Linked DNA regions of Homo sapiens: region 1 is linked to region 2. A link is a loop called in an ENCODE intact Hi-C map of the cell type or tissue named here. Cell type or tissue: HepG2. All regions are shown on one strand. Each heading gives the region's core, and the rest is flanking DNA. Links, peaks and the distances in the headings are about the cores only. Region 1 overlaps UBE2L3 (ubiquitin conjugating enzyme E2 L3). Region 2 holds the start of SDF2L1 (stromal cell derived factor 2 like 1).

What was found. Peaks named below come from ENCODE experiments on the same cell type or tissue, not always from the same donor. Only the 100,000 strongest peaks of a DNase experiment are listed, where the experiment ranks them.
Region 1: a loop joins it to region 2, with 4 times the contacts of the local background. A loop is called at or near these places in 8 of 110 quality-filtered maps.

What each region holds. Positions count from the first base shown.
Region 1 is chr22:21,587,676-21,602,802 of GRCh38, forward strand. UBE2L3 (ubiquitin conjugating enzyme E2 L3) reads left to right here. Exons shown (of 4, transcript NM_003347.4): 2 at 5,186-5,281. Among named protein-coding and RNA genes, the nearest start is that of UBE2L3, 28 kb to the left of the region's middle. RefSeq lists a silencer at 482-541 and enhancers at 3,059-3,872, 11,404-12,338. In HepG2, for the core only: a CTCF peak has its summit at 6,359; a DNase peak (open chromatin) is centred at 6,356.
Region 2 is chr22:21,635,557-21,650,683 of GRCh38, forward strand. It overlaps SDF2L1 (stromal cell derived factor 2 like 1), which reads left to right and starts at 6,746. Exons shown (of 3, transcript NM_022044.3): 1 at 6,746-6,967; 2 at 7,306-7,502; 3 at 8,338-8,743. The coding sequence starts at 6,781. The coding sequence ends at 8,619. CCDC116 (coiled-coil domain containing 116) reads left to right here. Exons shown (of 5, transcript NM_152612.3): 5 at 876-1,773. The coding sequence ends at 1,514. RefSeq lists a silencer at 6,555-6,984. In HepG2, for the core only: CTCF peaks have their summits at 6,079 (motif pointing left), 7,633 (motif pointing left), 8,589 (motif pointing left) and 11,339 (motif pointing left); DNase peaks (open chromatin) are centred at 6,085, 6,575, 7,635, 11,345 and 1 weaker place; H3K4me3 peaks cover 2,224 bases.

The sequences.
Region 1 (15,127 bases), core at 3,319-11,318, 49 kb before region 2:
AGTGTCCTGTTCTCCCATCTCCTCTCAGGACTTGAGTCCGTGGCCTTCTGCTGGGGCCCAGGGCCCATCTCTCCTGTTAGTGCTTGCAAAGCTGTTAAGTAACCATCCCTCTCTGCCATGCTTCACACTTTGCCCTGGAGTGGGCATCAAGCTCTCTGGGGTTGAGTTTGGGGCATGGGTGTTTTCCATTTTCAGGAGCTGGGTGGCACCCCTGGGCTTTTTCAGTTCCCCTCTATACACTGAAGTCTACTTGGGCTCCGAAGTGGACCTCATTCTGAGAAGCATTGCTCTCTTTCTCCTGCACCACCTGCCCTGGTTGGGAAGCCTGCTGTCCCCATCAAGAGAAGGAATGTGTGAGCTGCCTGGTGCTTTCCCTTGAACTCTCTCTTTGTCAGCACTGCACCATCAGCCCTGAGCAGCTGACTTGGGTTGCTTCTTGCTCTGAGCAGAACTGAAACAAACCTTTGTGGGAGTGTTATTTGTAAGCATCTGTCATTCTTGGCTTTGGTCTTCCTAACTCTGTTCTAGAGCTGGGCTGCTCTTGCGGTTTTTATCAGGTCCTTTCTTCTGTCATTTGTAACATCCTTTTGAATTCCACTTCTTGGAATTTACATTGGTTTCCTTCAATTCCTTCCCTAATTCTTCACTGTCAGGACCATTCTCAGTTATCGGGGCACAGTTTTGCTTGAGGGTTTACAACCATCTTGAGGGTTTGAGTCATCTGGCCTTTTGAGTCTCAGATATTCAGATGGAACTGATCTCTGAATGATTCCAATTTTTCTTCTTTCTTTTTTTTTTTTTTTTTTTTTTGAGATAGGGTCTCACTCTAGTTGCCCTGGCTGGAGTGCAGTGGTTGTAATCTTGACTCACTGCACAGCCTTGACTGCCAGGGCTCAGGTGATTCTTCCGCTTTCACCTCTCAGCCTCCCAAGTAGCTGGGACCACAGGCATGTACCACCATGCCTGGCTACTTTTTTTTATTTTTTATTTTTATTTATTTATTTTTGAGACAGAGTCTTGCTCTGTCACTCAGGCTGGAGTGCAGTGGCGCAATCTTGGCTCACTACAACCTCCGCCTCCTGGGTTCAAGCAGTTCTCTGCCTCAGCCTCCCAAGTAGCTGGGATTATAGGTGCCTGCCACCACGCCCGGCTAATTTTTTGTATTTTTAGTAGAGACGGGGTTTCACCATCTTGGCCAGGCTGGTCTTGAACTCCTGACCTCGTGATCTACCTGCCTTGGCCTCTTAAAGTGTTGGGATTACAGGCGTGAGCCACTGCACCCGGGCTGTATTTTTTTTAGTGGAGACAGTGTTTTGCCATGTTGGCCAGGCTGGTCTTGAATTCCTGGGCTCAAGCAGTCTGCCTGCCTTGGCCTCCCAAAATGCTGGGATTACAGGTGTGAACCACTGCGCCTGGCCTGAATTTATCTTCTTGAAGTTGTTTTCCTCAGTGGAGGCATGATTGGAATTTTTTTTTTTTTTTTTTTTTGAGACGGAGTCTCGCTCTGTCACCCAGGCTGGAGTGCAGTGGCGCAATCTTGGCTGACTGCAAGCTCTGCCTCCTGGGTTCACGCCTTTCTCCTGCCTCAGCCTCCCGAGTAGCTGGGACTACAGGCGCCCGCCACCATGCCCGGCTAATTTTTTTTGTATTTTTAATAGAGACGGGGTTTCACCATGTTAGCCAGGATGGTCTTGATCTCCTGACCTCGTGATCCGCCCACCTCGGCCTCCCGAAATGCTGGGATTACAGGCGTGAACCACTGCGCCCGGCATGATTGGCATTTTGGGCTAAATAGTTTCTGTCCACAGGACCGTCTTGTGCAGTGCAGGTCTTTTAGCATCCTGGCCACTCATAGTGCCCGTGGTTCTCAGTAGAAGCTGTAGAGGATGTTGGGAAATTGGGGTGGGTTGGTCACAGTGCCTGGCATCTGTCTCAGGGTAAGGGCTTGGGAGGCTCAAGTGCAGAGTCGTATCTGGATGCCAGCAACACCCTGTTGAGAAACTTTCTACTATGGTATGCTCATCATTCTCTGAAGATGTCAGGGCCTGTTTGTTTGTTTGCCTGTTTCTCTCACTTTTGCCTTATAATCAGTTCTTCCTTGTTGGTTAGAATCATGTAAAGGAGGTTGCCTTTTCTGTCTTTGGAGAGCTTAACTTGACGGCAAGGTAAGTTGGGAGTTTATGTGATAACCCTACTTAGGATTCTCTGAGCTTCCCAACCCTGCTGTCATTAGCATCCTCAGGGTTGCCCATTCTTCTTTCTGGCCAGGTGTGTGGCTCACTCCCATGGCAGTATTTCTTTTATCTTTGTCTGTGGATCCCCTGGATCTCCTTGATACCAAAGCACCAGTAAGTGTCCTTTCTGCACCCCTGCCCTTAGTGCTCCTCACTGACTGCTTCCTCTCCTTTTTCTTGAGCAAGATACAGTTTTTCACTCTCATGTTACAGTTGAGTTCCATCTTGCCATATTTTTATAATTCTTGTGAAATTTACCTTGTGTTTATCATCCCTACTTTATTTTTTTATTTTTTTATTTTTTCGAGACAGAGTTTCGCTCTTTTCGCCCAAGCTGGAGTGCAGTGGTGCGATCTTAGTTCACTGCAACCTCTGCCTCCCGGGTTCGAGCGATTCTCCTGCCTCAGCCTCCCGAGTAGCTGGGATTACAAGCGCCCACCACCACACCCGGCTGATTTTTGTGTTTTTAGTAGAGATGGGGTTTCGCCATGTTGGCCAGGCTTGTCTCGAACTCCTGACCTCAGGTGATCCACCCACCTTGGCTTCCCAAAGTGTTGGGATTACAGGCGTGAGCCAACGCACTCAGCCATCACCCATACTTTATACTGTTGGAGTGTGGATTTCTGAAACCATAAAGTATATTTACAGATGATTTTAAAATTTGTTTTGTCCCATAAATGTTAGATATCTTCACTGTTGTTTCTTCTTTTTTTAGTTGTCTAGTTTCAAAGTTCTGTGTGGCATATTTTTTTCCTATCTGTATTTGGTTTAAAACATTTTGTTTGCTAGGACTCCAGCCTTAAGGGACGTGCATGGTATACCCTGTCCTTAGCCAAGAATCTTACTCTAGTATCTTGAGCCAAGGTCAAAAAAGCCAAACACAGCATTGGAACTGTATTTATAGAAAATCCTTCCCACCCCAGATTCCTTTTTCCTCCCAAAGCCCCAGCTTCCCATCCACCCACCAACCTGGTCATTAAGCACATGTTTGAGCACCACTGTGAGCCAGGCGCTGGCAGGACCAGGGCTTCCTGATCCCTGCCCTTGTTGAGCTTACATTCTATTTGGAGAGTGGAAGGAGGTGGCAGTGTGGGTGTGAGATCTCTTCCCCTTTCTGAGTCTGCCCAGGCTTCATAATCCCCAGGGGAGCATTTCTTATGAGTCTTGTGAGCAGGAGGACCAGGTGGCAGTTGGCAGGTTGGAGTGGTCCCTCAGGTTCCGTACCTCCTTATGCAGGGAAAGAGGGGCCTCATGCAGGTGGAGAGGGGCCAGGCCACCCCATTCCTCACTGCAGGAGGTTGCAGCCCATGCCGCTAACGCCTCCTCAGGGAGAAATGGATCCATCATCGCTCCCAGCAGTGCCTCTTCTCTCACCACAGCTATAGCCTGTGAGAAATCCCTATGTTCAGGCTCCACCCACACTTGCTGGACCAGAATTTCTGGGGCTGGGCCCAAGTCCAGGTGATTGTGGTGGGCAGATGAGGGTGACAGGCAGGAGCACCCTGTGGGGGGAAACTTGTGCCTGTTGCCTGCTATGAAGCACCAGTGTGTTCCACCTCTTCCGTGTATTCATTCACTGCACTCTCCCTCTCTGCTGCTCTGGGCCGGGCGCCCAGCACATCTTCCTACTCAGAACCAGTAACCTGGGCTCCGGTTCCCCCTTCCTTGCCAATTGTTTCCTTCCCTGCCTGTGTAGCCTCAGGGTGCCTTTTAAACTACCACTGTGTGATGGAAGTATGAGGTGCAAGGATCTTTTGGGCTTGATGTGGGGGCTGATAGGGAGCCCCCAAGCCACTGTGAGTTGAAGTACCACGTAAGGAGGTTCTGGAGGGTGCTGGAGCTGGGCCAGAGGAAGCAGCCTGGCGAAGGAGGCAGGGCTCAGCTGGATGGTGCTCGGGCTGCAGAAGAGAAGGTGCCTGACAGGTGTGGAGGCGGCTTTTGTGCCACTGGATGGGAGGCCGGGCTGAGGCGGGTAGAGTGGCACTTCATGTGTCAGAGTGGAGGAATGTTGGCGAGGCTGGTGTTCTGGCAGGAGGGCATTGCTGGGTGGTTTGGGTTATAGCGCCTGCCAGGCATTCACTGAGATGTTGGAGGCAATGGGAAATGTCAGGCTGGTGCACAGTTGAAAAACAGGTGACAGACAGTTCTGAAGACATCTCAGGCAGGACCCTGAAGTCGTAAAGTTGTGCTTTCTGGGTGAAATGGCACTTGCTGCATTGACTGTTTATACAACAATAACCCCACATATTTGCAAGGGGTCCTGTTGCCCACAACATGGCTTCCCTTTCCTTTTCTGCACTCTGGGTCTGTTTTGCAGCTGAGGAAACAGGCTCAGTGAAGGTTTCCCGTCCCCACCCCCCCACTCCCACCCCAGTCCCAGACTGGATGGTTCTCTTTGCTGTGTGCCCATGTTGAGGTGGAGTCCTTCTGAAATCACACTTATAGCACTGGGTAGAAAACTGGATATGCGTTTGTGTCTGGTTTGTTCCCAGTCCCCAGTTTTATTCATCTTTAGCTTCTCAGCATCCGGTGCATAATCAGTGCTTAATGAATCTTGATTGGAAGGTATCAGGTGTAGAGCACCTCAGGATAGCTCCTGCCACATGTCTGCCCTATGCAGGGTGCTGAGGGATTTAAACAGCCATGGTGACCAACCCAAAGAGGAGGTGGTACGTCTGCAGAAGCATGGTTCCCCCTGTCCTATTCAGGGGGGTTCACTGAGGTGGGGGCTTGTCTTGGTCTGGGGCATGGGGAGAGGCAACAACCTTGCAGAGGGGACCGCCATGGCAGCTCCATGCCTCCTTAACCACTCCAAGCACAGTTTAGTCCTCACTGTCCAATTTTGTCATTAGCATTTTTGGCACTTGGTTTAATTTGAGGGCATCAGGAGGGATCTTAATATGTGGTGCTTTCCCCTATTTGACACCCCTTTATGCTTTGTCAATCAACAGGAGCTTGAAGAAATCCGCAAATGTGGGATGAAAAACTTCCGTAACATCCAGGTTGATGAAGCTAATTTATTGACTTGGCAAGGGCTTATTGTTCCTGTGAGTATTGAACACTTCCACTTCCTACCAGATTATTCTTTAAGGTGATGTGTGTGCTGTTGGGCTTGTTTTTCTGCTCCTTAGTAGGCTCTTAGTCTAGGCAGCCAGCAGATGCACAGAAGTGGCTGTCGCTCTAGGGTGATAAGGTAGGGAGTGTAGCCTTGGGTCCTGAGTAGAGTCACATCTTGGCACTCGTTTTGTCAAATTCAGGGAGTCCTGAGCTTTGCAGATCTGTAGACACAGAGAAAAGGAGTGTGTCTGTGCTCCTGCTCTTTCCTGACTTCCCTGCGCCTGGCCTGATGGATCAGCAGGACCTTCTTCTCTGAGCTCCTCAGGAGGGGACAAGCATTCCCCTCTAGATATTTTGCTTTCTCTCTTGGTTTTGCATTCATGTCTCTAACCCTTTGGATACCTGTATTTCGGGCTTTATTCCTGGTCCCCTCCAACCTGTGCCTTCCATTTGTCTCAAGTCCCTTTTCCTAATTGCCCACATGTTCCCCTCACCCCATGTCTTTTCTGGGGCTTATGCCTCCAGTGTCTGCCCCCACAGCCCAGCTCCCCCATCTCACAGTCTTCTGCCTTCTGATGGGCTCAAGGCCCTCCTAACGATGGCTTTCCTTAGCACCCTCTTAGTGCCTACTCTTTTCTGCATCCTTTGATCCCCTCCCCTTCAAGAGGCTTGTCTTATAATTAACTCCAGTTTGCAATCCCCCTTCCTCTCACTCTCCTGAAACCACGTCACACCCAGCCCACAGGCTGCCCCCACTGTTGTCACACCTCTAGCTCGGCAGTGCTGGCATCATGGCCCTTGCTTGCCTCCTGAGCTTTTGGAGCACGGGCAGCATTCCAGCCCCCAGTCCTGTGACCAGCCTGCCACTCGCTCCTGTTCTGCCACTCCTTCCTCCTCACTCTTAAACATGACTCTTGTTGGTCTCCTGCTGTTCTCCTGTTCTGTTTTGTCTCGGGACCCTACTACTTTCGGCATCATAGATGATTATGCCAGACATGAAGGATTCCCACACCTGTCTCCATTCCTGCCTTCTCCCCGGAAGCTGCACCATCTGTCCACCAGGCGGCCTCACTTGGTCATTGTGTAGCCTTCAGCTACCTCAGCTCACACCCTTGTCCTGCGTGAGTGCCCTCCTTTCCTGTTCTTCCTCATCCACTCACCTTCTCTGTTCCTTTTCATTCCCACTTTGCACATCTGAGCCTCTGGCCCTTGCCCTGTGCCTGCCGCTGTCCTGTATATAATTTGTTCTCATGGATGGATTGGCTGCTTTGCCAAAGCAGAGCATGGAGCATGCTTCCTCCTGTAGATGCTTCTTCCTGATGCTGGTTATAAGGTCATGAGCATGGAGCATGCTTCCTCCTGTAGATGCTTCCTCCTGTAGATGATTTCTCCCTGTAGATGCTTTCTTCCTGATGCTGGTTATAAGGTGAGCATGGAGCATGCTTCCTCCTGTAGATGCTTTCTTCTTGATGCTGGTTATAAGGTGAGCATGGAGCATGCTCCCTCCTGTAGATGCTTTCTTCTTGATGCTGGTTATAAGGTCATGCTTTTTTTTTTTTAAGTCCCTGAATTTGATCAGCAGTTATTGGATTTGTAGTTTATTTCCATAATCATTTGGATAACTAAGGAAAGATATGCTTTGTAATGATTTAGTATGCTCAGAATGTTTAAATCTGGGAGCTTCCAGTCTGATTTTGAAGATGAGTCCTTTAGATTTCTTTAGGCTTGATGGTGTTAGGGCTCAGGGCAAAGGGTGTGGGTGGCAGAGACACCTCTGCATGGGAGGGGTTGGCCTGTGAGTGCAGCCCTTGCCTACTCTAGGGACCTGAAGATGGCCGGGACCATCTGACCTCTTGTCCCTTTTCTAATTGAGATTGTGTAGTCTACTGAGCAAAGAAATGAACAGTTAATCTGTGGCTCTTTGGAAAATGATAAAAATGAATGGAATGGTTTTAAGTGGTAAGGCTTGGGCAGTCTGGCCCTGAGAATTTAGTGGCCTGAGAGCCTGCTAGCCAGCTCCACGGGTAGATTGCTGCTGGGCATGCTCTGCCCCAACTCATGCAAAGGCCTCCCTCTGGTTTCACGCTGGCAGGGGCTATGGAGCAGTGGGCTAAGATCTTACTAGGGCAAAGGTGGAGGCTGGCTGGTAGAATCCAAGTGTGCTTGGGCTGAGGCTCTGGGGAGCTATCCAGGCCAAAGTTTCACCTTGGAGACGGTAAGCAACAGCCAGGGCTGCTCTTGTCCCTGTGTATACCACTTCTTCTCGGTCCTCTCCCTTGCTTTCTTCCAGGGCCCCTGGGTTTGTATGAGGAATGTTTCAATGAAGTCTTCTTCCTTCTCCAGAGCAGTTAAGGCATTGTTGACATCTGACATCCCCAGGGTCCACACTTGTACCCCAACCTGGGCTTTAGGTCTTCCTGCATTGGACGGGCTGGGCCAGCATGGGAATCTACTATACAAACTCACCTGAGGTCTGCCCAGTTGGGGTAAAAGTAGAGCCAGGCCGATGAAGGCATGGCAGCCCAGCCCTGGTCCTTAGTGGAGAGTGGTGCTGTCCTTGGGTAGCCACCTAGCGATTGCCCTGGTCGTAGTGCACAGAGGAGGGCAGGTGGGAGGGAAGGCTGGGGAGGTACTTCCTAGAGACTTCATTGTTGCCAACGCAACTCTGGTCTATTCCCTTTAAACATTTGTTTTTCTGTAATTTTTTTTCATCTAAGATGCTAAGGTAACGTCTAAGGAAGAAAATATTACCCATAATCACATCATCAAGAAATTCAGTTACATTTTGTGTACTGCCCTTTAGGAACTAGAGGTGTGGTAGTCACCCTTCTTGAAGCTTCTAGCCCAGTGAATGTGTTTACTCTTAACCTTCAGCATACTTCCTCTCAGCCTTTTTTCATGCAGTTTCTTTTTTTTCTTTTTAATTGAGTTGGAGTCTCGCTCTGTCGCTATGCAGTGGCACGATCTCGGCTCACTGCAACCTCCGCCTCCCGGGTTCAAGCGATTCTCCTGCCTCAGCCTCCCAAGTAGCTGGGACTACAGGTGCGCACCACCACACCCCGCTAATTTTTGTATTTTTAGTAAAGACGGGGTTTCACCATGTTGGCCAGGATGGTCTCAGTCTCTTGACCTTGTGATCCACCCTCCTCAGTCTCCCAAAGTGCTGGGATTACAAGCGTGAGCCACCACGCTGGCCTTCATGCAGTTTTTAATAAACCATTTCATAACTTCATAATAATGTTTTGGTTTTTTGAGGCAGGGTTTTGTGCTGTCACCCAGGCTAGGGTGCAGTGGTGTGATCATGGCCCATTGCAGCCTTGAATTTCTGGGCTCAAGCAATCCTCCTGAGTAGCCAGGACTACAGGTGTGTGCCACCACACCCAGCCAATTTCTTTTTATTTTATTCCATTTTATTTTATTTTTTGAGACAGTCTTACTCTGTCACCCAGGCTGGAGTGCAATGGTGTGATTTTGGTTCACTGCAACCTCAGCCTCCTGGGTTCAAGTGATGCTTATACATCAGCCTCCCGAGTAGCTGGGATTGCAGGTGTGCACCACCATGCCCAGCTAATTTTTGTTCTTGTTTTTGAGACAGAGCCTTGCTCTGTTGCCCAGGCTGGGGAGTGCAGTTATGCGATCTCGGCTCTCTGCAACCTCCATCTCCCGGGTTCAAGCAATTTTGGCTAATTTTTGTACTTTTAGTAGAGACTGGGTTTCTCCATGTTGGTCAGGCTGGTCTCGAACTCCCGACCTCAGGTGATCCACCCATCTCAGCCTCTCAAAGTGCTGGGATTATAGGCATAAGCCATTGCGCCCATCCTGTAACGTCTTAAATTTCCACTACAAAGGTTCCAGTTCATCCACATCCTTGCTAACATTTGTTATTTTACTTTTTTTTTGTTTTTACGTTACAGCCATTCTAGTTGGTATGTAGTGCTGTCTCATTGTGGTTTTGATTTCTGTTTTCTTCATACTAAGGATGTAGAACATGTTTTTGCATGGTGTGTTTTTTGTTTTTTTGTTTCTTTTTGAGACAGGGTCTCACTCTGTTGCCCAGGCCAGAATGCAGAAGCACAGTCTCGTCTCACTGCAACCTCTGCCTCCCGGGTTCAAGTGATTCTCCCACCTCAGCCTCCCGAGTAGCTGGGACTATAGGCGTGCACCACCACACCTGGCTAATTTTTGTATTTTTTGGTAGAGACAGGGTTTTACCATGTTGGCCAGGCTGGTCTCGAACTCCTGACCTCAAGTGATCTGTCCGCCTCAGCCTACCAAAGTGCTGGGATTACAGGCTTGAGCCACCGTGCCTGGCCTGATGCACTAAAGTTTTAAATTTTTTAATTTAATTTTTATTTTTAGAGAAGGGGTCTTGCTCTGTCATCCAGGCTGGAGTGCAGTGGCTCAATAATGGCTCTCTGCAGCCCCAGACTCCTGGGCTCAAGCAGTCTTCCCAAGTAGCTGGCACTATAGGCACATGCTGCAACCCCCAGCTAATTTTAATTATTTTTTCTGTAGAGATGGAGTCTTGCTGTGTTGCCCAGGCTAGTCTTGAACTCCCAGGCTCAAGTGGTCCTCCTGGCTTAGCCTCTGAAAGCTCTGGGATTTACAGATGTGAGCCATCACACCTGGCCTTAAATTTTTAATAAAGAAGTCCAATTTATCTATTTTTAATTTTGTTGCCTATACTTTGGTTTGATTTTTAAGACACTGTTGCCAAATCCAAGGTCATGCAAATTTTCCTGAGTTTTCTTCTAAGAGTTTTATAGTTTTAGCTCTTAAATTTGGATCTTTGATCCATTTATATGTAGATTTTTTTTTTTTTTTTTTTTTTTTTTTTTTTTGAGACAGGCTCTCGTTCTGTTGCCCAGGCTGGAGTACAGTGGCATGATCATGGCTCACCACAGCCTCAACCTCCCAGGCTCAAGCGATCCTCCCACCTCAGCCTCCAGAGTAGCTGGTACTGAAGGCATGAGCCACCACGCCCAGCTAATTTTTGTATTTTTTTTTTTTTTTTTGTAGAGATGGGGTTTTGCCATATTGCACAGGCTGGTCTTGAACTCCTAGACTCAAGTGATCCGCCTGCCTTAGCCTCCCAAAGTGCTGGGATTACACCACTATGCCCTGCCTCATTTCTTATTTTAATAATATGAGTCTTTTCTCTTTTTCCTTTTATCAGTCTAGCTAAAGTTTTTTCAATTTTGTTGATCTCTTCAAGGAAGGTTTCATTAATGTGTGTGTGTGTGTTTTTCATTTATCTCCTCTGTGCTTACTATTTACTTCTTTCTTGTGTTATTACTTTCTTTGTTCCTTAAAATATCCAGTTAGATTATTGATTTCAGACTTGCTTTTTCAATGTAGGTATTTAAAGCTGTAGATTCCCTTTGAGCACTACTTTTGCTGCATAACTTAAGTTTTGGTATGTCATTTTTTTTTCTGAGGATATTTTCTAATTTCCCTTGTGATTTCTTCTTTGACCCATTGCTTGTTAGAGAGTACGTTTAATTTCCCCATAATTGTGAGTTTTCTAGTTCTGTTATTGATTTCTAGTTCCCTTTCCTTCTCCCTTTCCCTTTCCTTTTTTTTTTTTTTTTTTAAATAAATAGAGATGGGGGCTGGGTGCAGTGGCTCACACCTATATTCCCAGCATGTTGGGAGGCTGGGGTGGAAGGATCGATTGAGCCTAGGAGTTCAAAACCAGCTTGGGCAATATAGCAGGACCCCGTCTCTATTTTATTAAAATAATAATAATAATAAATGGGTTCTCCCTGTGTTGCCCAGGCTGGTCTCAAACTCCTGGGCTCAAGCGATCCTCCTGCCTCAGCCTCCCAAAGTGCTGGAATTACAAGCATGAGCCACCATGCCCCCACCCGCCTAGTTCCATTTCTTTTTTTTTTGAGACAGAGTCACTCTGTCTCCCAGGCTGGAGTGCAGTGGTGTGATCTCAGCTCACTACAGCCTCTACCTCCTGGGTTCAAGCAATCTTTTGCCTCAGCCTCCCTGGCAGCTGGGGCTACAGGCATACACCACCACGCTCGGCTAATTCTTTTGTATTTTTAGTAGACACAGGGTTTCGCCATGTTGGCCAGGCTGGTCTTGAACTCCTGGCCTCTTTCACCTTTTTGCAGTTACATTTGTAGTTAGACCTCTCACCTTCTTTCTGCAAGCTTATTTGCACAGCAGTTGCTCCTAAAATCCACGCCCTCCGGATGCCTCATTCCTCCTTTCTGCATTGCCCCTCTGGCCTTTGATGGGAGCTGCATCCTGCCTCCCTGGGCTCAGCACTTGCCTGTAATTGTCAGTTCTTTTCTGCTTCCTGCTAATTGTGCCACTCTGCCTTCTCTCTCCCCTACTTCCGTCTCCTGTAGCTGTAATGGTTGAGACCAATGAGGGCAGCCCTGTTTTCTGAGGGCACACTGGAGTTGTTTTGGGGAGAAAGAGTATCCCCCTACATTGATGGGGCTGTTGAGCTCCTATCACAGCCAGACACAAGGTTCTATGGACAGAGGCCACAGAGAAGCCACCCTCCTGGAATCCATGGTCTCTTAAGCACTGAGTGTGGCTCCACCTGCAAGGCACTTAAGACCAAACAGAAGCAGGGCAGCGGTGGGTGGGAGGGTGACAATATCTGGACTGCATAGTGGAAGGCAGTGTGAGCAGAAACTATGAAAAAATATAGGCAGTGTGAGGACATATGTGTAGTTTGCATAGATGTACAGAAATTAAGGCCTTTGAGAGCACCATGTATGCACAGAGAACGTTCTTGGGCTGTGCAGCAGAGGCCTGACGGCATCCTGGGGAATGGGGTGTCTGGTGGGATTTTTTGTTTGTTTTGTTTTTTTCACTTCTATTTTTGGTGTGAGTGCTGTATTTTTTCCATTCTTGGGAGAAAAGTGAATTATGTATGAGAAGTACTCATGGCTATTTGAGCCCAAAAGGAAGGAATGGTCTTTGTCAAATTCGGTTAATGGAGATTGTGATTTTAATTGTAGATACAATTCAGAAGGTAGTTTATGAACATTATGAAATGAAAGATTGGAAAACCAGTTCTAAAATACTTATTCCTGGCCGGGCGCGGTGGCTCATGCCAGTAATCCCAGCACTTTGGGAGGCCGAGGCAAGTGGATCACCTGAGGTCAGGAGTTTGAGACCAGCCTGTCCAATGTGGCAAAACCCCGTCTCTACTAAAAATACAAAAAATTAGCCGGGCCTGGTGGTGGGCGCCTGTAATCCCAGCAATTTGGGAGGCTCAGCCAGGAGAATCGCTTGAACCGGGGAGGTGGAGGTTGCGGTGAGCTGAGATCGTGCCATTGTGTTCCAGCCTGGGCAACAAGAGCAAAACTCCATCTAAAAAAACAAAACAAAACAAAACAAACAAAAAAACTTATTCCTACTATTTACTTCCAAAGGGAATACGATTGAACTCTTTAGTGTTGAAGTATTTGTTGCCGGCCGGGTGCAGTGGCTCATGCCTGTAATCCCAGCACTTTGGGAGGCCAGGGGAGGCGGATCACTTGAGGTCGGGAGTTCAAGACCAGCCTGGCCAACATGGCAAAACCCCATCTCTACTAAAAATATAAAAATTAGCCGGGCGTGGTGGCAGGCATCTGTAATCTCAGATACTAGAGAGGCTGAGGCAGGAGAATTACTTGAACCCAGGAGGCGGAGGCCGCAGTGAGCCAAGATCGCGCCACTGCACTCCAGCCTGGGCGACAGAGTGAGACTCCATCTCAAAAAAAAGGAAATATTTGTTGCCAAAGAACTGTATTATGAAAAATCCCCAAAACCAAGTTGTTGAAAACAGTACAAAGAAGTCATCTTCAGAAACCAATATTAGAACAAGATGAATCTCATGTGGCAGATTTTTTGATTCAAATAACCAAAAAGCCTGTTTTCAGAAGAGACAATAAATACTTAAAGGCAAGGAGGGACGTGGTGGCTGACACCTGTAATCCCAGCACTTTGTGGGGCTGAGGAGGGTGGATCACCTGAGGCCAGGATTTTGCGACCAGCCTGGCCAACATGATGAAACCCTATCTCTACTAAAAATACAAAAAATTAGCTGGGTGTGGCGGCAGGTGCCTGTAGTCCCAGCTACTTGGGAGGCAGAGGCAGGAGAATTGCTTGAACCCAGGAGGTGGAGGTTGCAGTGAGCTGAGATCGCGTCATTGCACTCCAGCCTCGGTGACAGAGCGAGACTCTTTCAAAGAAAAATCAATCAATCAATCAATCATACTTAAAGGCAATTTACAAAGTTAAGTTCTTGTGACTTTCGAACATGGAGTAAGGACATATTCCATGTTCAGAAGTCACAAGAACTTAACCTCCTAAACTTAACTCTTTTGGGTTTTTTTGTTTTTTTGTTTTTGAGACAGAGTCTCTCTCGTCCCCCAGGCTGGAGTGCAGTGGTGTGATCTCAGCTCACTGCAACCTCTGTTTCATGGGTTCAAGTGATTCTCCTGCCTCAGCCTCCTAAGTAGCTGGGATTACAGGCGTGTACCACTACGCCTGGCTAATTTTTTTGTATTTTTAGTAGAGATGGGATTTCACCATGTTGGTCAGGCTGGTCTTGAACTCCTGACTTCAAGTGATCCACTCACCTCAGCATCCCAAAGTGCTGGGATTATAGGTATGAGCCACTGTGCCTGGCCTAACTCAGCTCTTGACAAGGTTCCAGAGTGGATCACGAAGGCTTGAGAGCATAGAAACCAGCCTGGGGCAGGGCCAGGCACGGTGGCTCACTCACGCCTGTAATCCCAGCACTTTGGGAGGCTGAGGCAGGCGGGTCACGAGGTCAGGAGATCGAGACCATCCTGGCTAACACGGTGAAACCCTGTCTCTACTAAAAATACAAAAAAATTAGCCGGGCGTGGTGGTGGGCGCCTGTAGTCCCAGCTACTCTGGAGGTTGAGGCAGGAGAATGGCGTGAACCCGGGAGGCGGAGCTTGCAGTGAGCCGAGATTGCGCCACTGAACTCCAGCCTCAGCGACAGAGACTCCATCTCAAAAAAAAAAAAAAAAAAGACAAACCAGCCTGGGGCACTCCGAGCAGGGCAAGCCGCGTCCCCTTGTTCTCTCTTAACAGGGGACTGGACTGTGTAGGGATAGGCAGCCCACAGGGCTGGTCTCAGTAGACATCCCTGTGGCAGGGAAAGCTTCAGCTTTGTTAGTTCACTGGGTGAAAAAGGTTAGCCACAGGGAAAGGATGCTGCTGTGGAGTCGCCACCAAGCTAGGCAGAAGTGACAACAGTGCACAGGACCCTTCAGTCCATCTGAAGCCTGGCATGAAGAAGGAGCAGCATGCTAGTTAGATCCAAACTAGGATCCAGCTCTTCAGGTCAGCCATGAGTCCTGTCTGTGGTGTCCTACAGCCAGCTAGGAACACACCACAAGGACGTGCCATGTAGCAGCAGTCCAAGTCAGACAACCAGAAGACACCTTGACTTCCTCTGTGGCTGCCAGAGAGCTGTATGGTGGTCTTCCCTGCTTCACAGCAGTGACATGAAACGGTGACTTCTGTGGGATGAAGGACTCTGGGTCTTTACTTGGGAAGGGAAAACATGAAGTGGAATGGGGTTTTAGGATTCTTGAAAGGTTGCCATGGGAAAGGAAGATTAGATTTGACCACAGGGTTAGAGCTAGGACAAGTGGGTGAAAGACCCCAGATAGTTCGGTGCCATATGGCAAAGAGCTTCCTCTTAGTCTTAGCTGCCACAAAATGGCTTTGTGCCATGGGAGGTTGATATCAAGAGCTGTGAAGGATCTGAGATTTTTACCCTACTTGCAGCCTGAAAAGGTGTCCTGCCAATTTATTGGATGTTGGTGGAAGACTCGAGAAAA
Region 2 (15,127 bases), core at 4,378-12,377:
CGCCTCACTGTGTCCAGAGGTGACCTCCTCAAAAGTAGGACCGGGCATGAGTTTGCAGGAGAAGGGCTCCTTGACCCACCACTCCTAGCAGCCACTGTCACTAACAGGTGCTCAAGGTCAAGGTCTCTTGCCCTGCACTGTGGAAACCTCCTGGGCAGGGGTCAAGCTGATGGGGGCCCATGAATCCTGGCCTAGCTATTACCAGGTGTTGTCACAGATAAATAAAGGCTATTTTTTATGCTGGGTATTTTTTCTAACGTTTGTATGTGAATCTAGAGACGCTCCTACATGGGGGTGGAAAGTCCCGTCCCTTGTGGACAGCAGCCCAAGCCCAGCCGGGGCCTTGCCTCCTAGGTCTAGCTCCCTTGAATCCAGCTGCCTCGAGCAGGACTCTCCAGTCCCTGGACTTTGCTGAGGGGAAGTTGCCCAGGGAGGATGTGTACAAGACGTAGGTGGCCTCACACTGGTGGGTCTCCAGCACGGTCCCTCGACCCTTTCCTCAGCCATCAAGGCCCCTGCAGCTGTCTCTGGGCACAGGCCTGGGCAGGAGCCTGCCCAAACCCAGTTGTCAAGGCTCAGATTAGCCTTACCCTGTGACAGGTCCCTGCCCTTGCCCCAGGCCCAACAGTTGTAGGAGGTGTGATGGCGAGGTGAGCATGAGAGTGGGCAGTTGAGTGCAACAGCATAGCAGGTGTGGTAAGGCTGTACCCTTCGTGTGGCAAATGTGTTTGTCACACTAAGGGTACCCATTCATGTTTGTGATGGGCAGGGCTGGCAGGGCTCTGAGGAGGGCACAGTGGCTGGAAGGGGTGTCACAGAGGGATGGGGCTGGCAGGTGTGACATGTGTCCCTTTCCCTCCCCGGCTGCTATGCAGAGCCCCTGCAGCAGCAGCAGGTTCACGAAGAAGAAGCCGCTGCCCTCCATCTCGTCGAAGTCCAGCATGTCTCACTTCTCCAACCGCCTTTATGAGGAGCTCGCCGACTTCCTGACCCAGCAGGCAGCCTCCTTGGTCATCCGCAAGTACGAGTTCGAAAAGGACCTCAGTAAGCAGCTGGGCTTCTTCTCCTTCCCCATCACCCACGTGCTCAGGGACCTTTCCCTGGGCTTAAAGAAGGTAAAAGGCTCCCGCATCCACCTGTCCTCGGAGACCCACCGGAGCTGCCTGCTGCGTAAACTGGAGGAGTCCAAAAGGGCCCGGCAGGCCTCCCGGCTCAGCACCTCCCACTGCAGCACAGAGACACCCTCTGTGCAGCAGGAACCAGCCACCCACACTGCCCAGGACCAGGCCACAGAGCCCTGCCGCTCCCTCTACACCAACTTGCCAGCCAGCCGGCAGCTCAGCCCTTTGGAGCCCAAGCTCTACATGTCTGCCTGCACCGGCATGGGTTCCAGTCCCCCCAAGTCCAAGGACATGGACAATGAGGGCCGTGATAAAGCCGAGATTGAAGATGAAGATGAGGATGAGTTCAAGGATGAAGACCAGGATGAGGACAAGGATGAGGATGGAGTCTAGAGCCTCCCAGAGCCTGGAGAGGAGGCCTCGGTCAGCCACTCCGTGGACGTGGGCCACGGTGACCCACCATGAAGTCCCCACTAGCCACTCGATTCCCTGCTCTGTCAGAGTTGCTGCACATCACACCAGCCCCTGCCAAGAGCAGGAGTCACCACAGGCTGAATGCCCACGAGGAGCTCTGCTGAGACTCTCAAGGGAGCCAGTGAAAGAAATAGAAATAAAGCCTGTGTTGCTGGGACACAGGTTTGCTGTCCTGAGATTTCAGCCGCCATTTTATTTATTTACTTATTTGTTTATTTATATTTAAGATGAAGTCTTGGCCGGGCTCATGCCTGTAATCCCAACACTTTGAAAGGCTGATGTGGGCAGATCACTTGAGGCCAGGAGTTGGAGACCAGCCTAGCCAACATGGTGAAACCCTGTCTCTACTAAATACAAAAATTAGCCAGGTGTGGTGGCAGGTGCCTGTAATCCCAGCTACTTGGGAGGTTGAGGCAGGAGAATGGCTTTAACCTGGGGAAGCAGAGGTTGCAGTGAGCCGAGATTGCATCACTGCACTCCAGCCTGGGTGACAGAGTGAGACTGTGTCTAAAAAAAAAAAAGAAAAAAAAAAGTCTTGCTCTATCTCCCAGGCTGAAGTGCAGTGACATGATCTCAGCTCACTGCAACCTCCACTTCCTGGCTTCAGACAATTCTGCCTCCTCAGCCTCCTGAGTTGCTGGGACTACAGGCACCCACCACCATGCCCAGTTAATTTTTTTATTTTTAGTAGAGACGGGGTTTCACCGTGTTGGCCAGGGTGGTCTCGAATTCCTGACCTCAAGTAATCCGCCAACCTCTGCATCCCAAAGTGCAGGGATTACAGGCATGAACCACCACACCTGGCCACTAATTTTTTTTGTATTTTTAGTAGAGATGGCGTTTCACTATGTTGGACAGGCTGGTCTCGAACTCCTGACCTCAGTTGATTTGCCCGCTTCAGCCTCCCAAAGTGCTGGGATTACACGCATGAACTACCACACCTGGCTTTTATTTTTATTTTTATTTTTTGAGATGGATTCTTGCTCTGTTGCCCAGGCTGGAGTGCCTTGGTGCGATCCCGGCTCACCACAACCTCTACCTCCCGGGTTCAAGGGATTCTCCTGCCTCAGCCTCTTGAGTAGCTGGGACTACAGGCGTGCGCCACCATGTCGGGCTAAATTTTTTTTGTTGTTTTTTTGGAGACGGAGTCTTGCTCTGTCGCCCAGGGTGGAGTGCAGTGGCGTGATCTCTGCTCACTGCAAGCTCCGCCTCCTGGGTTCATGCCATTCTCCTGCCTCAGCCTCCTGAGTAGCTGGGACTACAGGCACCCACCACCATGCCCGGCTAATTTTTTTGTATTTTTAGTAGAGACGGGGTTTCACCGTGTTAGCCAGGGTGGTCTCGATCTCCTGACCTCGTGATCCATCTGCCTCGGCCTCCCAAAGTGCTGGGATTACAGGCGTGAGCCACTGCGCCCTGCCAATTTTGTATTTTTGATAGAGACAGGGTTTCACTGTATTGGCCAGGCTGGTCTCGAACTCCTGGGCTCAAGCGATCCGCCCACCTCGGCCTGCCAAAGCACTGGGATTAACGGCATGAGCAACTGTGCCCCGCCCAACACTGGAGTTTGACCGGCTCAGTGGAGTAGTGGTGTACATTGGAGTTGCTCATGTGACTGCTTTCAGCTGCTCATTGAACTGAGGCTGGAGCATTCCAGGGTCCCTCTCTATGTGGCCTCTTACCACGTAGTAATCTGGCACTTCATTACAGTAAGGTGCATTCTCTAGCTTCCTAGAAGGATAAAGCCAGACCTGCCAGCGTTCTTATGGCCGGTGCTCAGAAGTCCCCAAACAGCACTTCTTCGGCATTCGATTGGTCAAAACAAGTTGCGTAGCGGGGCTCGGTGGCTCCAGCCTGTAATCCCAGCACTTTGGGAGGCCGAGGCGGGCGGATCACGAGGTCAGGAGATCGAGACCACGGTGAAACCCCGTCTCTACTAAAAATACAAAAAATTAGCCGGGCTCGGTGGCGGGCGCCTGTAGGCCCAGCTACTCGGGAGGCTGAGGCAGGAGAATGGCGTGAACCCGGGAGGCGGAGCTTGCAGTGAGCCGAGATCGCGCCACTGTACTCCAGCCTGGGCGACAGAGCGAGACTCCGTCTCAAAAAAACAAAACAAAACAAAACAAAACAAAACAAGTTGCGCTACCTACTCAGATTCAAGGAAAGGCGAAATGGACTCCATGTCTTTTCTTTGGCTTATGGGGATGGGAGGAATTGTTAGTGGTCATATTTGGAGACTAGCTACCACCCTTCCTCCTCTCCACAGCTGATTGTACCTTGAGCAGCCCTTGTTGAGCCAATCAGATTCTCTCTTGAGAACCTGAACCTTAAGACAAATTATAGTTGGTAGGTGGAGGGCACTGGAGATGCCATAATCAGCCCTGAGGAGCTGCCCATAGGGTGAGCAGGGGAAGGTGGTCTGCAGCAGGAGGCCGGAGAAGGGAACAGCAAAGAGAGGCGACCAGGCTGCCCCTGAGAGTCAAGGGAGTGCTACGTTGGCTTCCCCAACTCTGGGTCTGGTATCTCAGCCTACTTAGAATCCTATCTTGCTTGTCAGGAAGATTGCCTGCTGTGTCCTCAGCCTCCTACGGTCCTAAATGCAATTGGGAAATGGCTGGCAGGTTCTAGCAGGGAACTGGCATGATCTTTTGATCTATGCTTTTACCACTTTTCTTTTGAGACGAAGTCTTACTTTATTGCCCAGGATGGAGGACAGTGGCGCGATCTTGGCTCACTGCAACCTCTGCCTCCTGGGTTCAAGTGATTCTCCCACCTCCGCCCTCCGAGCAGCTGGGATTACAGGCACATGAGACCATGCCTGGCTAATTTTTGCATTTTTAGTAGAGACGGGGTTTCACCATGTCTGGTCTGGAATTCCTGACCTCAGGTGATCCTCCTGCCTTCGCCTCCCAAAGTGCTGGGATTACAGGTGTGGGCCACCGGGCCCGGCCTATACCTGTAATCTTAACACTTTGGAAGGCCAAGGCGGGTGGATCACCTGAGGTCAGGAGTTCAAGACCAGCCAGGCCAACATGGTGAAACCCCGTCTCAACTAAAAGTACACAAATTAGCCAGGCCAACATGGTGAAAACCCGTCTCTACTAAAAATACAAAAATTAGCTGGGTGTGGTGATACATGCCTGTAATCCCAGCTACTCAGGGGGCTGAGGCAGGAGAATTGCCTGAACCCGGGAGGCAGAGGTTGCAGCAGTGAGCCGAGATCGTGCCACTGCACTCCAGCCTGAGTGACAGAGTAAGACTCCGTCTCAAAAAAAAAAAAAAAAAAAAAAAAAAAAAGACTTCTTGAATGATGCACATGGGAGACTCAAAAGTTTGAAAAAAAAAAAAAAAAAGGCTGGGTGCCGTGGTGGCTCATGCCTGTAATCCCAGCACTTTGGGAGGCTGAGGCAGGTGGATCACCTGAGGTCAGAAGTTTGAGACCAGCCTGGTCAACATGGTGAAACCCTGTCTCTACTAAATATATTTAAAAAAGTAGCCGGGCGTGATGATGCATGCCTGTAATCCCAGATACTCAGGAGGCTGAGGCAGGAGAATCACTTGAACCCAGGAGGTGGAGGTTGCAGTGAGCCGAGATCGCGCCATTACACTCCAGCCTGGGTAACAAGAGCGAAACTCCGTATTAAAGAAAAAAAAATTGTTGAATGAGATGTGAGGAGCAAGGTAAAGAGACGAATGAAAGAAGAATCCCAAGTTTTGGGCCTGAGCATCTGCAGAATGGAGGTGCCATTTACTGAGACTCATAAGCCTGGGGGAGGGGTAGTTTGAGGGCGGAGACCAGGAATTCTGCTTTGGATGTGCTGATTTTGAGATGATGGCTGACATGTCCAAGAGTATATATCCATCGCCTCTCAGATAGTACTTCAGCTCTTCCACCCTAGACTGGAGACCCCTCAAGTGCAGGGACTACCAAATCCAGGGCAGACTGACTTTTAACCGTTTGGACACCTAAATGCTGAAAAGATCAAGGTGTCTTATACTACATGTAACTCAAAATCAAAACAGTATTAAACACGAAACCCCCAAAATAACATGTTGCTGTAATGAAAATGGCTTTACTCTGGATTTTCTGAACGCAAAATTCTGGATGATTTAATTAAATATGAACTTTTCTCTCTGCTTTGCCTGTGCTTCAACTACACCCTAGTCAGACTCTTGAGCCCAGAGCTATTTGCTCTGTGACCCCACAGGATCTGGAGTGAAGCTGCTGTAACAATGTCCCATGAATGAATAAATAAACAGAGGTGTAAGTTTTCCTCCCTTGAAGGTTGAGCTGACAACACTCTGAGAAGGCGGCAAGAAGGAGACCTACTCATGGCCAGGAGACCTGGGACACGGTCGCCCAGGCATGGTTCCCACAGCCCCTTGGTCTCCTTTGACTCTGGTTTCCTAAGACAGCTTTGGGACTTTCTGGTGAGAAGCTGCCATTATTCTCAACGCTACAGCTCCCTGCTGCCCTCTCCTGCCCGATGACCCAGTGACCACGAGATTTAGCCACGAAAGGAGTCAAATGTATAAGTGGCCAGGGGAATTCAGAAACCCCAGGGTCTAGGGACTGTGGTGACCCAGTATCAGAGAGGGCCTAGGGCCGAATGACTGGAGGTTTCATTAATCCCGGGGTCCAGGGACTTAAGGACTGATCCCGATTCAGTGACCCCGGGATCTGTCGACTTTGTGACCACAAAATCTAGCGATCCAACAACCTCAAGACCCTGCAGCTGCGGGCCCAGGTTCTGAGGGGAGAGACTCATTACTGAGTGCCCAGGAGTCCAGGATCAAGGGGCGTCGTGAAAACGTGCCTGCAGGGTCCTAGGATCCTGAGCCGGTGTCCAGGGACTCACCGGCTGCGAGGAGCCGCGTCTTCACCAACTGTTCACGCTCACTCTCCGCGGCTCGGAGACTCAGCCGCCCTTCCCTGGGCACTCATTGGTAAGTCCTCGGAAGCGTGGACCAATCAAAACCCTCCTCGTGTCTCCAGTCCCCGCCCAGCTACGGCTCTCGCGAACCGGGGGCGGGCCCTCCCCGCGCTGACCCAGTGGCAGTGCAAGCGGAGTGCCGCGCGGGCCGACTATTGGCTGCCGCAAGCGGGCGCTGTCAGAACCGGATTGGGCCGCGGCGGGGACGGAAGCGGCCCCTGGGCCCGAGGGGCTGGAGCCGGGCCGGGGCGATGTGGAGCGCGGGCCGCGGCGGGGCTGCCTGGCCGGTGCTGTTGGGGCTGCTGCTGGCGCTGTTAGTGCCGGGCGGTGGTGCCGCCAAGACCGGTGCGGAGCTCGTGACCTGCGGGTCGGTGCTGAAGCTGCTCAATACGCACCACCGCGTGCGGCTGCACTCGCACGACATCAAATACGGATCCGGTGCGTGGGGCCAGCGACTGGGAGAGCGCGGGGAACCGGGGCTCGGGGTTGGGAGTGTGGAGACAGGGTGGTCATGGGGGTCTGTGGGCCGTCTGGAAGCCGGGCGGCGGGGGCTCTAGAGTCGTTGGGAGGTCGAGGGGCCAAAGCTTTGAGGGTGTCGAGGATATTGAGGGTGGGGACGGTCGTCGGGGAACTGCGGGCCCAAAGACTGAGGGGGTGTCAGGCGGGGGCTGGGGGTGAGCCCTTGGGGTCCCCTGGGACATGTTCTGGTCCCAGGGCGAGGGTCCGGGGTTCCGCGATTGACGGAGACCCTGGGTGTGTGGGGTGTCACTCCTCAGGCAGCGGCCAGCAATCGGTGACCGGCGTAGAGGCGTCGGACGACGCCAATAGCTACTGGCGGATCCGCGGCGGCTCGGAGGGCGGGTGCCCGCGCGGGTCCCCGGTGCGCTGCGGGCAGGCGGTGAGGCTCACGCATGTGCTTACGGGCAAGAACCTGCACACGCACCACTTCCCGTCGCCGCTGTCCAACAACCAGGTGAGCCCCTCCCGGAGCCCCCAGAGAGACTCCTGGCCTGTGTGAGGGGCCAGAGACAGAGCCCTGGGTTCCAATCCGAGCCTCAGCTTCTTCGTGAAATGGAAATTTCACTTCAGAGATGGTTACTGAGCGCCCCCTCGGGGGACACAGAGTAACTCCGCCAGGATCCTGCCCTCAGGTGCTCCCGGCCCGGCAGGGAGAACGACGGGAGAGAGATCCGGAGAGATACGCCTGGATAGCTCTTCCTCTGGTGGCAAGTGGGACCCAGGAGGGGAATCCACACAGCCTTGAGGGTGGGGAATAGGAAACTCCACTGGGGAGGAGGAACTCAGGCTAGATCTGAAAGGATGATTAGGAGTCCTACAAGCCACAAAGGGGAAAGAGAGACTTCCCAGGCCAGCAGAAGAGATTGTGCCAATGCATGGAGGTCATTGGAATTCAGGGGATTGGAATGGAACAGTGGGTGCCCTTGGGGAGCTGGTGGAAGAAAATGTTTGAGATAGATAGACAGCTTGACTGTTAGCCTGAGGGGCTGAATTTTAGGCTGAAGGTAGGTCAGAGGGGTTAGGACTGGGAAAATGTGGAGGAGGAGGCCTTAGCTCCGTGGGGACCAGTGGTCTCTGCACAGACAGATGCAATGGTGTGTGCATGTGTCTGAAGAGCCCATGCTGGGGAGGGAGTGCTAGAGGTTGCGGGGGCGGGTCATGGTGTCACCTTTTGCAGCTGTGGGAGCTGAGGCTCCAGGAAGGGTAGGGAAGAACCCGAGGCTCGGTGTACTAGGTGCGAATGCCGCCTTCTGTGGTGACCACTGTCTTCTCATCCTTTGCACCTATAGGAGGTGAGTGCCTTTGGGGAAGACGGCGAGGGCGACGACCTGGACCTATGGACAGTGCGCTGCTCTGGACAGCACTGGGAGCGTGAGGCTGCTGTGCGCTTCCAGCATGTGGGCACCTCTGTGTTCCTGTCAGTCACGGGTGAGCAGTATGGAAGCCCCATCCGTGGGCAGCATGAGGTCCACGGCATGCCCAGTGCCAACACGCACAATACGTGGAAGGCCATGGAAGGCATCTTCATCAAGCCTAGTGTGGAGCCCTCTGCAGGTCACGATGAACTCTGAGTGTGTGGATGGATGGGTGGATGGAGGGTGGCAGGTGGGGCGTCTGCAGGGCCACTCTTGGCAGAGACTTTGGGTTTGTAGGGGTCCTCAAGTGCCTTTGTGATTAAAGAATGTTGGTCTATGATTGCGTTTCACTGTGAGCCTGAGGATGACCAGGAGGTGCCAGCCCAGGCCCAGTTGATCATTTCTTCCTCAGTGCAAAACCTGTCTCCAGCCCAGCCTGACTGCTGAATCTGTCCAAACCCTTTATTATTTTTTTTTCGGGGGGCGGGGGGGAGGTTTGCTTTTTTTTTTTTTTTTGAGACGAACTCTCGCTCTTGTCCCCCAGGCTGGAGTGCAATGGCGTAATCTCAGCTCACTGCCATCTCCGTCTCCCGGGTTCAAGTGATTCTCCTGCCTCAGCCTCCCGAGGAGCTGGGATTATAGGCACCTGCTACCACACCCGGTTAATTTTTATATATATATTTTAAGTAGAGATGGGGTTTCACCATGTTGGCCAGGCTGGTCTCGAACCCCTGACCTCAGGTGATCTGCCTACCTCAGCCTCCCAAAGTGCTGGGATTAAAGGTGTGAGCCACCATGCCCGGCCTGGGTTTTGCTTTTTTTTTTTTTTTTTTTTTTTGAGGCGGAGTCTTGCTCTGTCACCCAGGCTGGAGTGCAATGGCACTATCTCGGCTCACTGCAAGCTCCGCCTCCTGGGTTCACGCCATTCTCCTGCCTCAGCCTCCCAAGTAGCTGGGACTACAGGCACCCGCCACTGTGCCCGGCTAATTTGTTTTGTATTTTTAGTAGAGACGGGGTTTCACTGTGTTAGCCAGGATGGTTTCAATCTCCTGACCTCGTGATCTGCCCGCCTCGGCCTCCCAAAGTGCTGGGATTACAGGCGTGAGCCACCGCGCCAGGCCGGTTTTGCTTTTTTAGAGATGGTCTCACTCCGTTGCCCAGTCTGGAGTGCAGTGGCATGATCATAGCTCACTGTAAACTTGAACTCCTGGGCTCAAGTGATCTTTCCACTTCAGCCTCCTGACTAGCTGGGACTACAGGCACACACCACCATGCCCATCTAATTATTATTTCTGATGAGACAGGATCTTGCTCTGTCATCCAGGCTGGTGTACTGGCAGTGATCATAGCTCACCGCATTCTGGGCTCAAGTGATTTTCCCACCTCAGCCTCCCAAGTAGCTGGGACTACAGGCATGTGCCACCATGCCTGGCTAATTTTTTTTTTTTTGAGATGGCGTCTTGCTCTGTTGCCAGGCTGGAGTGCAGTGACACAATCTCCGCTCACTGCAGATTCCGCCTCCCAGGTTCAAGCCATTCTCCTGCCTCAGCCTCCTGAGTAGCTGGGATTACAGGCACGTGCCACCACGCCCAGCTAATGTTTGCATTTTTAGTAGAGATGGGGTTTCATGATGTTGGCCAGGCTGGTCTCGAACTCCCAGCCTCAGGTGATCTGCCCACCTCGCCCTCCCAAAGTGCTGGGATTATAGGCATGAGCCACCGTGTCTGCCCTCTCTGGCTAATTTTTAAAATTGTTTTAGTAGAGACAAGGTCTCACTGTGCTGCCCTGGTGGGTCTCAAATTCCTGAGCTCAAATGATCCTTCCACCTCTGCCCCCATAAAGTGCTGGGATTACAGTTGTATTACTTTTATTTTGAGACAGGGTCTTACTGTTTTGTCCTGGCTGGACTCGAACTGCATGGCTCAAGCCTCCTCCTGCCTCAGTCTCTCAAGTGGCTGGGATTACAGGTGGATGCCACTGTGCAATCTTTTTTTTTTTTTTTTTTTTTTTTTGAGACGGAGTCTCGCTCTGTCACCCAGGCTGGAGTGCAGTGGCGCGATCTCGGCTCACTGCAAGCTCTGCCTCCCAGGTTCACACCATTCTCCTGCCTCAGCCTCCCAAGTAGCTGGGACTACAAGCACCTGCCACCACGCCTGGCTAATTTTTTTGTATTTTTAGTAGAGACGGGGTTTCACCGTGTTAGCCAGGATGGTCTGGATCTCCTGACCTCATGATCTGCCAACCTCGTGATCTGCCCGCCTTGGCCTCCCGAAGTGCTAGGATTACAGGCATGAGCCACCGCGCCCAGCCGCCACTGTGCAATCTTAACCTTTTCAGTGGTCTTCCATGTACTCCAGTGCTGCCCTGGGCATCCCCCTGTCCACCCTGAGGCGGTCTGATGGCAAGTGACCCCAGGTCCCCAGCCCCTTAGCTTTATGAACCTTCCTGTTAAGGGCCAAGGCCAGACCTCAGAGCAGGATGGGTGGGAGCCCCACTCCCTGTCAGCTGGGATGGGGCACAAGCTCTCCAGCTCCCTCATCCCTAGATGTGAGGAGCTCACTCTCCTGTCAGTTGTGGCAGTCTTGACACCTGTATATGACCAAGGGACAGGTGAGGATTCTGCCCATCTGCTGGAAAGTAGCATTGCAGTTTCACTCACCGGGTGCAAATGGCACCCCACCATAGGCACATGGCATCTCAGGCCCCCACCACGACCTTTGAAAGTCTCAATGAAATAACAGAACTACAGAAGATATTGCAAGGGAAGGCAGCCACATAAAACTGCTACCTGCAGAGATCTGAGAAGGCTGCCTGGAAGAGTAGGCACAATTTGGGCAGGCCAGAGTATCGTACCTTTAAGGCAGGAGCAGACGAAATAGGAGAGCCCTAATAAAGGAAGAGAACTGTTAGCTTTGCTGGTGTGTTGGTGGCCTCTAGCGGTTATGGCAGAGATTACAGGCTTCCTGGACTTGATAACTTAGCTGGGCTGCTGTGGGTCGGCCATGGGAGCTACTGAGTATAACGGTTTGCTTCCCTGAAGCAGAACAAAAGAGCCCAAGGAGAGGCTAGGGGTGGCAGCTGGCTGAAAGAGGCTCGGAATAGTGTGGACAGAGCACCTTGCACTGGAGAAATCAATTGACCTTTCGTGGTTTTTTGTTGTTGTCAATGCCTCTGTTGCCCAGGCTGGAGTGAAGTGGTGCAATCTCGGTTCACTGCAACCTCCACCTCGCAGGTTTAAATGATCTTCCCACCTCAGCCTCTGGAGTAGCTGGGACTACAGGCATGCACCACCACACCCAGCTAATTGTTGTATTTTTTCTAGAGACAGGGTTTTGCCATGTTGCTCACACTTGTCTCGAACTCCTGGACTCAAGTGATCTGCTCACCTCAGCCTGCCAAAGTGCTGGGATTACAGGCTTGCACCACCACGCCTGGCCTCAGTTGACCTTATTAAAGGATGGAGCAGCTGGACATGGTGGCACACGCCTGTAATCTCAGTGCTTTGGGAAGCTGAAGTGGAAGGATTGCTTGAGCCCAAGAGTTGGAGACTGCAGTGAGCTATGATGGTGCTACTGCATTCCAGCTGGGCAACAGACTCTGTCTCTTTAAAAAAGAAAAAAAAGGGGGGGGGGGGCCAGGCATGGTGGCTCACGCCTGTAATCCCAGCACTTTGGGAGGCCAAGGCCGGCGGATCACAAGGTCAGGAGATCGAGACCATCCTGGCTAACACGGTGAAACCCCATCTCTACTAAAAATACAAAAATTAGCCAGGCGTGCTGGCGGGCGTCTGTAGTCCCAGCTACTTGGGAGGCTGAGGCAGGAGAATGGCATGAACCCGGGAGGCGGAGGTTGCAGTGAGCCGAGATTGCACCACTGCACTCCAGCCTGGGTGACAGAGTGAGACTCCATCTCAAAAAAAAAAAAAAGGCCGGGCATGGTGGCTTACACCTGTAATCGCAGCACTTTGGGAGGCTGAGGTGGGTGAATCACGAGGTCAGGAGATTGAGACCATCCTGGCTAACATGGTGAAACCCCGTCTCTGCTAAAAACACAAAAAAATTAGCTGGATGTGGTGGCGGTGCCTGTAGTCCCAGCTACTCGGGAGGCTGAGGCAGGAGAATGGCGTGAACCCGGGAGGTGGAGCTTGCAGTGAGCCAAGATCGTGCCACTGCACTCCAGCCTGGGCAACATAGCAAGATCCCATCTCAAAAAAAAAAAAAGCCTTGGGGTGGGGTGAGGGGGTGGGAGAAAAGCTCTAGCCAATTGTGAATTTGGACTCCTGGGCTTAAGCAATTCTCCCATCTCAGCCTCCCAAAGTGTTGGGATTGTAGGTGTAAGCCACAGCACCTGGCTTTTTCTTTTTTATTTTTTTGGGGAGATAGGATCTTGGTCTGTCACCCAGGCTGGAGTATAGTGGCGCAATCACAGCTCACTGCAGCCTCTATCTCCTGGGCTTAAGAGGTTGTCCCACCTCAGCCTCCTGAGTAGCTGGGACCACAGGCATGCCATACCACACCTGGCTAATTGTTAAATTTTATGTAGAGATAGGGTTTTGCTATGTTGCCCAGGCTGGTCTCAAACTCCTGGGCTTGAGTGATCCTCCCACTTTGGTTTCCTTTTTTTCTTTCCTTTTTTTTTTTTTTTTTTTGAGGTGGAGTCTCACTCTGTCGCCCAGGCAGTGCCGTGGCTCTATGCAACCTCCGCCTCCCAGGTTCAAGTAATTCTCCTTCCTAGCCTCCCGAATAGCTGGGATTACAGGCAAGTGCCACCACACCTGGCTAATTTTTGTATTGTAGAGACGGGCTTTTGCCATGTTGGCCAGGCTGGTCTCGAACTCCTGACCTCAGGTGATGTGCCTGCCTCGGCCTCCCAAAGTGCTGGGATTGCAGGCATGAGCCACTGTGCCTGGCCCTCGCCTTGGCTTCTGAAAGTGCTGGAATTACAGCCATGAGCCACTGCACCTGGCTTCATCGTTAAACTTCTTGAGGATCATCTACAAGTCTATCCATCTCTCCCATTACTCATCTGACCTGAGAGGATTTGAATGGAAGTATATTGTTGGGAGGTGATTCCAGAAAATGCTGGCACAGAGGAATGGGGCTGTGAGAGGGGAAGGGAAAGAAGCTAGTGAAAGGTGCATTATTGAGCAAGTTACCCCTTTGGGCAACTGGAGCTCAATCCCACTGGGGATCTCTGGGACCCAGTGCAGAACGTGCATCAAAGTTATCCCACCCAGCTGGGTGCAGTGGCTCTCATGTGTAATCCCAGTACATTGGGAGACCAAGGCGGGCGGATCACTTGAAGCTAGGAGTTCAAGACCGGTCTGGCCAAGAAGGCGAAACCCCAGCTCTACTAAAAAAAAATACAAAAATTAACTGGGCATGGTGATGCATGCCCATAATCCCAGCTACTTGGGTGGCTGAGGCACTCCAGCCTGGGCGACAGAGTGAGAGTGTCTCAATAAATAAATAAATAAATAAATAAATAAATAAATAAATAAAAGCTATTCCACTCAAGGGGCAAGGAAGTGAGGTACTTACCTCCCAAAGTAGTTTCCCTCACAGGCTGGGTCTGCTGAGTGGGTGGGGGGAGCCACTCTGTAGCACTTTGCACTGGCCTTGTACACTGGGTAAGGGACTCCTGAAGCCAGAATAAGGCCCCCAGGCTGAGCCTCAGGTGCTGGCCATGAGCATCCTTTCTGTAGAGGTAAGTGCCAAGGGGATATGGGTGGGGCACCAACAGGGTAGACTACATCCTATGTATTCATCCGTTCTCACACTGCTATAAAGATACTACCTGAGGCTGGGCATGGTGGCTCATGCCTTTGGGAGGCAGAGGCAGGTGGATCACCTGAGGGCAGGAGTTCGAGACCAGCCTGGCCAACGTGGTGAAACCTTGTCTCTACTAAAAATACAAAAATTCGCTGGGAGTGGCCAGGCACGGTGGCTCACGCCTGTAATCCCACCACTTTGGGAGGCCGAGGCGGGTGGATCACCTGAGGTCAGGCATTTGAGACCAGCCTGGCCAACATGGTAAAACCCCGTCTCTACTAAAAACACAAAAAATTAGCTGGGCTTGCTGGCGGGCGCCTGTAATCCCAGCTACTCTGGAGAGTGAGGCAGGAGAATCACTTGAACCTGGGAGGCGGAAGTCACAGTGAGCCGAGATCGCACCATTGCATTCCAGCCTGGGTGACAGGAGAGAAACTCCGTCTGAAAACAAAAACAAAAATTAGCTGGGAGTAGTGGTGGGCACCTGTAATCCCAGCTGCTTAGGAGGCTGAGGCAGGAGAATTGCTTGAAACCTGGGAGGCAGAGGTTGCAGTGAGCCAAGATCGTGCCATTGCACTCCAGCCTAGGTGATGAGAGCGAAACTCTGTCTCAGTTAAAAAAAAAAAAATGATACTTCTTGGGACTGGGTAACTTATAAACAAGAGATTTAATTGACTCACAGTTCTGCATGGCTGGAGAGGCCTCAGGAAACTTATAGTCCTGGTGGAAGGCAAAGGGGAAGCAAGCCATGTCTTACACAGTGACAGGAGAGAGAGAGTGCTCAGGGGAAACTGCCACTTTTATTTATTTTTGAGATGGAGTCCTGCTTTGTCGCCCGGGCTGGAGTGCAGTGGTGTGATATCGGCTTACTGCAACGTCCACCTCCCAGGTTCAAGTGATTCTCCTGCCTCAGTCTCCTGAGTAGCTGGGACTACAGGCGTACACCACCACAC